2 separate regions of the Homo sapiens genome follow, and region 1 is linked to region 2. A link is an interaction called in ENCODE POLR2A ChIA-PET data of the cell type or tissue named here. Cell type or tissue: MCF 10A. All regions are shown on one strand. Each heading gives the region's core, and the rest is flanking DNA. Links, peaks and the distances in the headings are about the cores only.

The links. ChIA-PET counts read pairs that join two places held together with the same protein. Peaks named below come from ENCODE experiments on the same cell type or tissue, not always from the same donor. Only the 100,000 strongest peaks of a DNase experiment are listed, where the experiment ranks them.
Region 1: POLR2A ChIA-PET joins it to region 2 with 7 read pairs; 2 of 35 experiments call an interaction of 5 or more read pairs at or near these places.

What each region holds. Positions count from the first base shown.
Region 1 is chr10:97,716,394-97,722,748 of GRCh38, forward strand. MARVELD1 (MARVEL domain containing 1) reads left to right here. Exons shown (of 2, transcript NM_031484.4): 2 at 801-1,757. Among named protein-coding and RNA genes, the nearest start is that of MARVELD1, 5.8 kb to the left of the region's middle. RefSeq lists an enhancer at 2,666-3,486. In MCF 10A, for the core only: no CTCF peak of the experiment used is centred there; a DNase peak (open chromatin) is centred at 2,498.
Region 2 is chr10:97,281,696-97,288,050 of GRCh38, forward strand. All of the region lies in intron 1 of ARHGAP19 (Rho GTPase activating protein 19), which reads right to left. All of the region lies in intron 1 of ARHGAP19-SLIT1 (ARHGAP19-SLIT1 readthrough (NMD candidate)), which reads right to left. Among named protein-coding and RNA genes, the nearest start is that of ARHGAP19, 7.8 kb to the right of the region's middle. In MCF 10A, for the core only: no CTCF peak of the experiment used is centred there; no DNase peak of the experiment used is centred there.

The sequences.
Region 1 (6,355 bases), core at 488-5,487, 430 kb after region 2:
TGCTGGTCTCGAACTCCTGGGCTCAAGAGATCCTCCCGTCTCAGCCTCCCAGAGTGTTGGGATTACAGATCTCAGCCACTGTGCCTGGCCAGGTCTGCTGTTTGAAAAGGCTCAACCTTCTCTGGATTAGAAACTAGAAGAGGGGAGGCTGCGTGTTTTTGTGAGCTTGTTTTTAAAGCTTAGGTGCACAGGTGTTAGCTTTCTCTGTGGAGGCTGCAAAGGTGTAGTTTCAGGGTGTGTGAAGCATGAATGTAGTTCTAGATATGTTGCCATCAGAGCACCTATGTAGCTCTATTATATGGTTGGCACGTCTCAAAGCATTTTATAGGTGTCCATTGATTCTCTCAGTAACCCTAATGAGGTGGGTTCTAATGTCATTGCCATATTCCAAATGAGGAGGTTGAATCCCAGAGAGGTTAAATACCTTGCCCAAGGTCTCCCAGCTAATGAGTGGTAGAGGTAGGATTTGAACCCTGGCAGCCTGGCCTCTTCATGACCAGGCTATACTCTATATAGTAGGGTATCAATACATGTTAGATACTGTTAATGTAGCTATTTTTTAAATTGTGGTAAAATATACATAAAATTTACCATCTTAACCATTTTTAAGTGTATAGTTCAGTGGCATTAAGAACATTCACAGCTAGTCGCAGTGGCTCATGTCTGTAATCCCAGCACTTTGGGGGGCCGAGGCTTGAGACTAGGAGTCCCCTCAGCCCCAAGTGCTGGTGCAGTGAGAGCCTGGGGTGAGACACTTGGGGTGCTTTGGAAGCCCTTTGACTTTGGTTCTCCTGTTGCAGGTTTCCATGTTGCTGAGGCCATGGAGATTCCCAGAGCTGGTCACACCGACCGCTCTCAGGGCCCGCTGCCCTGGGCTGGCAACACCATTCTGGCCTTGGCCTGCAGAAGCTTTCAGAGTCTTCACTGGCAGTAGGGGGAGATGGGGAGAGGAATGATCTCTGCCCAGCCCCTTCCTTTCCAAACCATGCAATGGAAGAGCCCAGATGGGTGAAGATTGATTTTGCCTTAACTCAAGAGAATTCCTGTTCTCCTTGTGCTATGATTTGGACACAAGATTCTGGATACCTGGAACTTAGCTGTGTACTCCTGTACCCTAAACAGTGGATTTGAGTTCCAGCGTTTATTCTTTTTTCCTTTTTTCAGATCACCATCTAAGTTACATCTTTAGCTCAGGTCCATCCTTCTCAAGATCTCCTTCTTAGCCCCCCAGCCCCTGGTGCTGTCTGTGGTCAGGTGACCTTACTCAGGAGCAGATATCTCCTTGGCCGCCATGGAGCCTCATCCATCCACACGTGCCTGTAGCATTCCAGAGCTCACTGCCCTTCTAGATGTGCCTTCCCGCTTGGCTTCCAGCGGCTTGTGCTCACTCTGTCTGCCAGGTATGAGAAGAACACGTAAGACCGCCACCACACTCACCCTCCCTCAAGGCCCTGTGCCATAGGGGTGGCCACCCGACCTGCCCCCAGAACTTTTGGATACTGGAGGCAGTTGCATAGGTCTCCCTCTCTGGGCACCAGGACTCAGTCCAGCCCAAGACTACTCTGGGCAGCTCCCATCCCAGTCTGGGGCCATTTGCAGACTCAGGAAAGGATTTCTACAGTGTTCTATAAAAGCCAAAAGAGAGAGTGGGTTTGGGAAGAGTGAGGGTGGTTGGGGAGAGGGGACCGATGTGCCTCATTGTTTAGTGGTGATTACAAATATGCTTTTCTGGATAAAGTTTGGTTGTTTGCTCTTGGTGTGTGTGTCTTCTGTCCTGGTCCTCTGTAGCGTCCCTCCATGTGAGGTCCTCCCATTCTATCTCATTGTGCCTCACGCCCTGCTGCTGGCCTCCTTTCTGCCTCTCTGGCTTCCTCTTTCCTTCTAGGAGGGAAAGAGAGTGAGTTCACAGATCTCTAGTGCAGTTAGGAGCTTGGGCCAGGGGTTGCCTGAGGACAGAAACCAGAGGGAAGAAAACTGCCTGTGTCCCTGATGGAGGCTGGAGGGAATTCCAGAGGCTTTTGTCCCTGCTCTCAATGGGCCCTCTGTTAGGGAGCTCCACTGCCTCTCATTCTGTGCGCAGAAAGACCGTGGTTGTGGAGCTAGAGGGTCCTGTTCTAGTCCAACCCCATCGTTTTACAGAAGAGGAAATGAAGTCCAGGGCGTGGTGGCAACCTGCCTGATGCTACACAGCTGATTAGGGGCAGAGTTGGGGTCTCCCGTAGCCAGGCCCTGTTTTTTTCCCTGCACACCACTGTGGCCTGCTCTGGTGTTGCCTCCTGGACCACACCCCACCTGCCTTTCACCCGATTCCCCAGAGATTCTTTGTCCAGCCAGCTGCTGGCTGCTGACGGATGCCCTGGAAAGGGTGTGAGGGCAGAGTTAAGAGGCTTCCTCCCAGGCTCCTCCTCCCTGTGCCCTGGGCGTGACATCTGCAGCCTGGAAAGAGGATTTTTCAAAACTCACCTGGAACATTCCTCCTCCCTGTGCCCTGGGCGTGACATCTGCAGCCAGGAAACAGGAAGATTTCAAAACTCACCTGGAACAGCTCCAGGCTGGGATCTGATGCCACGTGTGTGTGCGCCACACCCACTGTCTTCCAAAGAACCATTCCAGTGCCTGCGCACACAAACATACACAGGCACACACACTCTCTTCATAATTTGGTTTGTGACTGGAGAGTGGGGGAGGAAAACACCATCAGCTGCCAAGGCCCCTCCCCTACTCCCCTCTTCCCTCTCCTGTCTGTTCGTGAATTTCAGGCAAAGTAAAAAGTGGCTCTGCTTTCTGCAAAGGCTGGTAAGCCCCTGCTCTACTCTATTTTAGCAGTGGAGCGTTTTGCAGTTGAAAATGTGCTTCCCCCTGCATTACCCTATTTGATCTTCTCTGTAGTCTTTTGTTTCTTTTGAGATGGAGTCTTGCTCTGTCACTCAAGCTGTAATGCAATGGCATGATCTCAGCTCACTGCAACCTCCATCTCCCAGGTTCAAGCAATTCTGCCTCTGCCTTCTGAGTAGCTGGGACTACAGGCGCGCACCACCAGGCCCTACCAATTTTTGTATTTTTAATAGAGACGGGTTTTCACTATGTTAGCCAGGCTGGTCTCAAATTTCTGACCTCACATGATCCACCCGCCTCGGCCTCCCAAAATGCTGTGATTACAGGCGTAAGCTACTGCACCCAGCCCCTTCCCAGTAGTCTCATAGGTTGGCATTGTTGCCCCCCACATCTGCCACCTCATTCAATAGAGGAAATGGAGCCCAGAGAATGGAAAGGCCTTATCCATGGTCACAGAGCTGGCTAGCGGCAGGGCAGGGACTGGAAGGCAGAGGTTTCTTTAAGCCCTGTGGTCCTTTGGCAGGCTCTAGAGAGTCTAGGGAGTTTGGTTTTCCTTCCAGGAGACCAGGTGTTTAGGAATGGCCTAATCTGGCATTTCCTGCTTAGTGCACTTTGAAATAAGACACTGCTTCTCAGAGACATAATGAGGTCCTATGAGTGGGAAATCTCAGGGTTTATGTCTATTACTTTTCCTGCTTTTCTAGGGTTGGAGGTGGGGTGGTCAGCGGTAAAAAACAAGAATTAATAAATGAACATTTTCAATGATAAAAGGAAAAAGCAGGAATATGAGAGAGAAAAGTTTGGTTAGCATGATTTATTTACGTGTTTTTTGTTTGGTCACAATAGTTATTTATAAAATAAAATAGCAATATATATCCATGAAAATATAATACCAATATGCACCATCAAAAAACGTAAGCAGTATAGATTTGTAAAAAGAGAAGCTGGGCCAGGCGCAGTGGCTCATGCCTGTAATTCCCAACACTTTGGGAGGCTGAGGTGGGCAGATCACTTGAGCTCAGGAGTTCGAGACCAGCCTGGGCAACATGGCAAAACCCTGTCTTGACAAAAAATATGAAAAAAATCAGCTGGGCATGGTGGCGTGTGCCTGTGGTCCCAGCTATTCAGGAGGCTGAAGTGGGAGGATCTCTTGAGCCTGGGAGGTTGAGGCTGTAGTGAGCCATGATTGTGCCACTGCACTCCCACCTGGGCGACAGAGTGAGACCCTCAAAACAACAACGAAAAAAACAAAAAGTAAAAAGAGGCTGGGCGAGGTGGTTCACGCTCTGGGAGGCCAAGTTGGGTGGATCACTTGAGTTCAGGAATTTGAGACCAGCCTGGGCAACATGGTGAAACCCTGCCTCTACCAAAAAATACAAAAATTAGCCGGGCATGGTGACACGCACCTGTAGTCCCCAGCTACTCGAGAGGCTGAGAAGAGAATTGCTTCAACCTGGGAGGCAGAGGTTGCAGTGAGCCGAGATCGTGCCACTGCACTCCAGCCTGGGCAACAGAGTGAAACTCAGTGTCAAAAAAAAAAAAAAAGTATAAAGAAGTCATTTGACCATCCTAATCTCTCTTTTCTTTTTTTTTTTTTTTTTTGAGACGGAGTCTCGCTGTGTCGCCCAGGCTGGAGTGCAGTGGCGCGATCTGGGCTCACTGCAAGCTCCGCCTCCTGGGTTCACGCCATTCTCCTGCCTCAGCCTCCTGGGTAGCTGGGACCACAGGCGCCCACCACGATGCCTGGCTAATTTTTTTTTGTATTTTTAGTAGAGATGGGGTTTCACCGTGTTAGCCAGGATGGTCTCCATCTCCTGACCTTGTGATCCGCCCACCTCGGCCTCCCAAAGTGCTGGGATTACAGGTGTGAGCCACCACACCCGGCTTTTTTTTTTTTTTTTTTTTTGACGTGGAGTCTCACACTGTCCCCCAGGCTGGAATGCAGTGGCGTGATCTTGGCTCACTGCAAGCTCTGCTTCCCGGGTTCACGCCATTCTCCTGCCTCAGCCTCCCGAGTAGCTGGGACTATAGGTCCCTGCCACCACACCTGGCTATTTTTTTGTGTTTTTAGTAGAGATGGGGTTTCACCATGTTAACCAGGATGGTCTCGATCTCTTGATCGTATGATCTGCCTGCCTCGGCCTCCCAAAGTGCTGGGATTGCAGGCATGAGCCACCATGCCTGGCCTTGACCATCCTAATCTCATACCCTAGAGAAAAATCATTGTGTTTTGTTGTTGTTGTTTTGTTTTGTTTTTTTTTTTGTTTCGAGACACAGTCTTACTCTGTCGGCTAGGCTGGAGGACAGTGGCATGATCTTGGTTCACTGCAACCTCCGTCTCCCAGGTTCAGGTGATTCTAGTGCCTCAGTCTCCCGAGTAGCTGGGATTACAGGTGTGTGCCACCACAACCAGCTAATTTTTGTATTTTTAGTAGAGACAGAGTTTCACCATGTTGGCCAGGCTGGTCTCGAACTCCTGATCTGAGGTGATCCATCCACCAAAATCTTTGTTAACTATTAACTCTCCTTCCTCTTTTTTTTGAGACAGGGTCTTCCTCAGTTGTGCAGGTTGGAATGCAGTGGTGTGATCACGGCTCACTGCAGCCTCGACCTCCTGGGCTCAGGTCACCCTCCCACCTCAGTCTTCCAAGTAGCTGAGACTACAGACACATGCCACCACACCCAGCAATTTTTTTTTTTTTTTTTTTGTATTTTGGTAGAGACAGGGTTGTAACCAGTTGCCCAGCCTGGTCTTGAAGTCCTAGACTCAAACAATCCGCCGACATGGCCTCCCAAAGTGTTGGGATTACAGCCATGAGCAACCGCGCCGGACCTCTCTAGTTTTTATAACTAATCAAACATTTATGGATGTGCGCGCACACACACACACACACAGACTCTTGCACGACTTAACTTTTTAAATGTAACAATAATATAGTTCCAACTCTCTATGTCCATAGAAACAGTAGTCAGGGACTGCAAGAGTTCTATGGGCTTTCTGGAACCTTTATAACTTTCTTACACTGGTTAACTTTGTTAGTCCCTTGGGTGTTCCCTGTAGAGATCGTAATTAAACCCATAAAAGGAGGTGGGTCCTTTTCTAGTGATGAGGAAACAGATAGTGAGGGCAGGTGGTTCCCCGGGCCTGTGCCCTTTCTAACCCTTATGCTGCCAAGAGTAGCAAGGATGGGAGGAGCCCTGGAGTGGCTGCATCCCACTCCATAGCCAGTCTTGAGGATAGGAGTCCCAGGGACTAGGGTTGGTGGGGGCAGCTGGAAAGAGATGAGGAGGGCCTGAGACTTTCTGGGCCCGGTGGGGCAACGTATGCTGGGGAGGTGGTCAGAACCCAAGAAGAGCACTTAAGACATGCCTGGCAGGAGGTCTGTGGGACCCACCCAGGCCAGCCTCAACAGCCCATGGAAATTCCAGATTGGTTTCTAATCTGAAGGCCCTTCTTCCCTCCTTAATCCATGGCCTCATGGCCTCATTCCTTTATTCCTTTTATTTTTTTATTTTTTGA
Region 2 (6,355 bases), core at 730-5,729:
AGCTAAAGACCACAACGCAAAAGATGATACAAGATCATTAATAGCCAAATGCATGATACAGACAATAAAGGCTCTAAGAATTCAGGAGAGAATCTTTTACCCATATACAAGAGATTTGAGCTAGATCTTAAAGACGTGTAGGAGTTAGACAGTGGGAGAAAAAAAGAGCTAATACTTAAGGTGCTTTTTGGTTTCTCAGGGTTTTTTTAAGAAACATAAAATGTTTTCGCCACACATTAGTGGCCAGCCCTTTTCAAAACATAAATTTAAAGAGAGGTACACAGGGGAGTTACAGAGATAGCACAGTGGACATCTGCTGCTTTTGAATTCCCAATACGTATTTTCCCCTTCCTCTGGTAACAGCACCCCCATTTTCCTTTAAGCAATAAACCTCTCCCCATCTTTCGAATCTATGTGACCTGGTGGGCACTGCCTGTGAGCATGTCATCCAAGCTTAACCAACTGAAACATTCTATTCCCTTCATGAATCCAAGCAAAGGCCCACAAGTCAAACCAGGACAAAAAGTCTCAACTCCAAGACTCTTGTGAATCCTAAAATTGCTAAGCTGGTGGGATGTAAGACTGACACCGTTGGTGGCCTATTACTGCCACTTTTTATACAGAATCTGCCTTCTTAGGAAGCAAATACAGAGGAAACCAGATCTAAGACAGTAAAGAGGTAGATATCTAACAACACTGAGATTTGAGATTTTCCATACAGATTAAACCATACTTGATTTATCCCCTGGACTTTTCAGTTTCTTGAGCCAATTAATAGAGTCTCTTTTTGCTTAAGCTAGTTTTAGTTTCTATCACATATAACTGAAGAATCCTAACAAATATGAATGTGTAAGTCTGTTTGTCCCAGTATGAATCTGAGCCCTCCCTTCTGTATCTTCCCCTTCAGAGCAATGGCTGCCAATCAGTCAGCCATGGCCATGCCATCTCCAGCAAGGTCTGGAACTCTGCCCTAGGGACCCTCTTCCTTGTACATTCTAACTCAGCTGATTCCTGTATCTATTTCTATATTTCTTAGAGATCTCTTTACTTCTTACTAGCCAATTCCTTGTTACTCGAATCCCCAGTTATAGTTTATAACCTATTAAATGTTCTCTGTTTAAAGTACTATGTAGTTTCTTTTTTCTTTTTTTTTTTTTTTTTTTTGAGACAGAGTCTCACTCTGGTCGCCCAGGCTGGAGTGCAGTGGTGCGATCTCGGCTTACTGCAACCTCCACCTCCCAGGTTCAAGCGATTCTCCTGCCCCAGCCTCCCAAGTAGCTGGGATTACAGGCGTCTGCCACCACGCCTGGCTAATTTTTGTATTTTTAGTAGAGACGGGGTTTCACCATATTGGCCAGGCTGGTCTTGAACTCCTGACCTCAGGCAATCCACCCACCTCAGCCTCCCAAAGTGCTGGGATTACAGGCGTGAGCCACCCGCCCGGCTGTTACTATGTAGTTTCTATGGCCTAGCTGAATTTAGTTTATATCGGGTAACAGTAGCAAAACATCAGCACAAAATAAATAGGCTCCAGCATCTGTAGAAACAACCCACCCTAAAAGATGGTTAGTAAAAGTGTAGGTGAGAGTGTTCACTGAAGGTGACCAGAGGGCATCTTCAGGAGGCTGAGGTGGGTGGATCATGAGGTCAAGAGTTCGAGACCAACCTGGCCAACATGGTGATACCCCGTCTCTACTAAAAATACAAAAATTAGCCAGCATGGTGGCGCATGCCTGTAGTCCCAGCTACTCGGGAGGCCGAGGCAGGAGAACTGCTTGAACCCAGGAGACGGAGGCTGCAGCAAGCTGAGATCATGCCACTGCACTCCGGCCTGGGCAACAGAGTGAGACTCTGTCTCAAAAAAAAAAAAAATTGTATTTCAATCACTCTTTTGCTATACTGTTTCCAACCAGAAATGATGCACTTATTGGGAGGAAACTGGGAAACCAAGATAGAAATCAGATCTTGGATGGGTCATATTTTAGATAAGAGGCATTACAGTTTAAGACTCAGAAGGAACCAGACATGGTGGCTCACACCTGTAATCCCAGCACTTTGGGTTGCCAAGGTGGGAGGAGTACATGAGCCCAAGAGTTTGAGACCGCCTAGACAACATAGTGAAACTTCATCTCTATTAAAAAAAAAAAAAAAAAAACTGTCTCAATATTAATAATGGTTGTATCTATCTGGTAAATTGGAGTGGCTAGTTTACCATTTTTCTACATATTTTTCTTTCCTTTTTTTTTCTTTTTTTTAGAGACAGGGTCTCACTCTGGCACCCAGGCTGGAGCACAGTGGTGTCATCATAGCTCACTGCAGCCTTAAGCTCCTAGGTTCAAGCAATCTTCCCACCTCATCCTCCCCAGTAGCTGGGACTACAGGTGCACACCACCACACCTAGCTTTTTTCTCTTATTTTTATTTGTATTTTTTGCTTTTTGTTTTTGAGACATTGTCTCACTCTGTTGCCCAAGCTGGAGTACAGTGGTGCAATCTTGGCTCACTGCAACTTCTGCCTCCCAGGTTCAAGCGATTCTCTTGCCTCAGCCTCTTAAGTAGCTGGGATTACAGATGTGCGACACCATGCCCAGCTAATTTTTGTCTTTTTAGTAGAGACAGGGTTTCACCATGTTGGCCAGGCTGGTCTCGAACTACTGACCTCAAGTGTTCTGCCCACCTTGGCCTCCCAAAGTGCTGGGATTATAGGCGTGAGACACTCAGACCAGCCCCCATTTTTTTCTACATATTTTTCTAGCCTTCTGTAGTAAATATTATATAAGTTTATTTCATAGTGGGGAAGAGGGGAAAAAAGTATATACTGGGGGTTTTTTGAGGCAAGGTCTTGTTCTATTGCCCATGCTAGAATGGTGGCATACTCACGGTTCAGTGCATCCTTGACCTCCCAGGCTCAAGCAATCCTCCTGCCTCGGCCTTCCTAGCAGCTGAGACCAGAGGCATGTGCCACCACGCCTGGCTAACTATTTTTATTTTTAGTAGAGACAATGTCTTGCTAGGTTGCCCAGGCTGGTCTCAAACTCCTGGGCTCAAGTGATCCTACCACCTCAGCCTCCCAAAGTGGTAGGATTACAGATGAGAGCCACCACTTTTAGCCAAACTATATACTCTTAACAAAAAAGAAAGAAAGAAAAAAAAGCATATACTTTTTTTTTTTTTTTTTTTTTCCTGTGAGACTGAGTCTCGCTGTGTCGCCCAGGCTGGAGTGCAATGGTGTGATCTTAGCTCACCACAACCTCCGCCTCCCAGGTTCAAGCGATTCTCCTACCTCAGCCTCCCAAGTAGCTGCGATTACAGGTGCATGCCACTGCACCCAGCTAATTTTTTGTATTTTTAGTAGAGACGGGGTTTCACCATGCTGGCCAGGCTGGTCTTAAACTCCTGACCTCAGGTGATCCGCCCGCCTCCGCCTCCCAAAGTGCTGGGATTACAGGCATGAGACACTGTGCAAGGCCGAAAGTATATACTCTTAAAGCTTCAATGGATTTGTAGGTTGTAGATGTTCCATATAAAAAATGGCTGGACACAGAACAATGCGAATGTAGTTAACATTAATTAACTACACACTTAATAGGTAAGATGATAAACTGTTATGTTTTTTAATACAATTTTTTAAAACAAATTTATTTTTATTTATTTTTTTTAACAACAGGGTCTCAGTCACCCAGGCCAGAGTGTAGTGGCGGCATTCTAGCTTATTGCAGCCTCAAACTCTTGAGCTCAAGTGATCCTCCTGCTTCAGCCTCCCAAGTAGCTGGGACTGCGGGTATGTGCCACCATACCTAGATAATTTTCTCTTTTTTTTTTTGCTTTTTTTTTTTTTTTTTTGAGACAGAGTCTCTCCCTCTGTTGCCCAGGCTGGAGTATAGTGGCACAATCTCGGCTCACTGCAACCTCCAGCTCCCAGGTTCAAGCAATTATCCTGCCTCAGCCTCCCTAGTAGCTGGGATTATAGGCAACCGCCACACACCCAGCTAATTTTATATTTTTAGTAGAGACAGGGTTTCACCATGTTGGCCAGGCTAGTCTCGAACTCCTGACCTCAAGTGATCTGCCCGCCTCGGCCTCCCAAAGTGCTGCGATTACAGGCGTGAGCCACCATGCTTGGCCTAAGCCAAATGTAATGTTTACAGCAAAAAGTTTACAGATTTCCTATATCACTCTTTATAACACTACCGACCCAATTGTTCTGACCAAAGTAAACTTGTGCAACAATATCTGCTTTGCTTTATGCTGTGGTTTCATGCCACTTACCAGTTTATGCAGATTAATTTTAAAATTCTGTTTTCTTCCTTCCCCTCCTTCCAAGACAGGCCTTATTTACAAATATGATCAAACTCTCTAAACCTGATCATTGATAAAATGTAAAATAAAACCAGATTCAAGAAAATCCCCTGAAGAAATCTACTCCTCATTACCCTTCAGATAGAATTTAACAGCACAAATACAAAACTAGATTCAGGTTTTCTCACTTAACTGTGCATGTAAGAACAGACAAGTCTTCCTGGGATCAATAAAGGTTTAAACCTTTTAAACCATTTTTCTCGAAGGAACACATTACTGTCTTATTACAGAAAAAGCAATTTAACCAAAAGGCTCAGGCCAGGCACGGTGGCTCACACCTGTAATCCCAACACTTTGGGAGGCCAAGGTGGGTGGATCACCTGAGGTCAGGGGTTTAAGACCAGCCTGGCCAACATGATGAAACCCCATCTCTACTAAAAATACAAAAATTAGCTGGACGTGGTGGCACATGGCTGTAGTCCCAGCTACTGAGGAGGCTAAGGCAGGAGAATTGTTTAAACCCAGAAGGCGGAGGTTGCAGTGAGGCACGATTGCGCCACTGCACTCCAGCCTGTGCCACAGAGCGAGACTCCGTGTCAAAAAACCAAGGCTCAGAAGTCATGTTTACTAACCAATATTCCATACCTAAGGTATATGTAAATTAACAAGACATAGAACCCTTTCCACATCTTCAGACACCTCCCCTGTCCTCCAGAAACATTTCCAGGCATTCTACTGTCTGTTCCTAAGCTGGCTCTTCATGTAATAATAGTTAGCACTTTCTTTTTAAGTCTCTTTTTAATTAAAAAATACTAAGCTGTGCGTATTTCCCTACTGCCAATTATGAGGAGAAGTAGCTTTATTTCATTTCCTGCTTTCGCCTTTTCTCTTTGACCCTTAAAGGTCTGTATTATGTTTATACTATTATTGATAAAGTGGATAGTTTTTTTTGTTTTTGTTGTTGTTGTTGTTTGTACAGGGTCTCACTCTATCACCCAGGCTAGAGTGCAATGGCAGGATGATGGCTGTTTGCAGCCTCCACCTCCCGAGCTCAAGTGATCCTCCCACCTTAGCCTCCCAAGTAGCTGGGACCACAGGCGTGCATCACCACACCTGGCTATGTGTTTTTATTTTTTTTATAGGATCTCCCTATATTGCCCAGGCTAGTCTCAAACTCCTGGCCTCAGGTGATCTTCCTGTCTCTGCCTCCCCCTCCCAAAATACTGGGATTACAGGCGTGAGCCACCATGCCTGGCAGTGGATATTTTCTATTTGTGATTCCCCTTTAGTATTGTCTGCTTAAGAGTAACTTGAAGGTATAAGAAATGAAATGTGTTAAATTTTAAAGGACCATTCTACTTAATAAAAACCAGAAATGGAAGGGAGGGGGTGTTCCTCATCAACAGGTCAAAAACATAACATGGGAATCTTTATAGGCAGAGCAATTTTTCCTTGTTTAAATCTTTGGCCAGGTGCAGTGGCTCACACCTATATTCCCAACACTTTGGGAGGCCAAGGCAAGAGGAATGCTTGAGCCCAGGAGTTTGAGGCCCACCTGGGCAATATAGGGAGACTCAGTCTCTAGAATAAATTTTAAAAATTAGCCGAGTGTGGTGGCGCATGCCTGTAGTCCCAGCTACTTGAGAGGCTAAGGTGGAAGGATTGCTTGAGCCCAGAAGGTCATGGCTATAGTAAGCCATCATCATGCCACTACACTCCAGCCTGGACCACAAAGTGAGATCCTGTCTCAAAAAAAATCATAATAAGTTTTTTAAAATAAATATTTTGGCTGGGTGCGGTGGCTCACGCCTGTAATCCCAGCACTTTGGGAGGCCAAGGCAGGCAGATCACCTGAGGTCGGGAGTTCAAGACCAGCCTGACCAACACGGAGAAACACTGTCTCTACTAAAAATACAAAATTAGCCGGGCTTGGTGGCACATGCCTGTAATCCCAGCTACTCGGGATGCTGAGGCAGGAGAATCTTTTGAACCCAGGAGGTGGAGGTTGCGGTGAGCCAAGATCGTGCCATTGCATTCCAGCCGGGGCAACAAGAGCG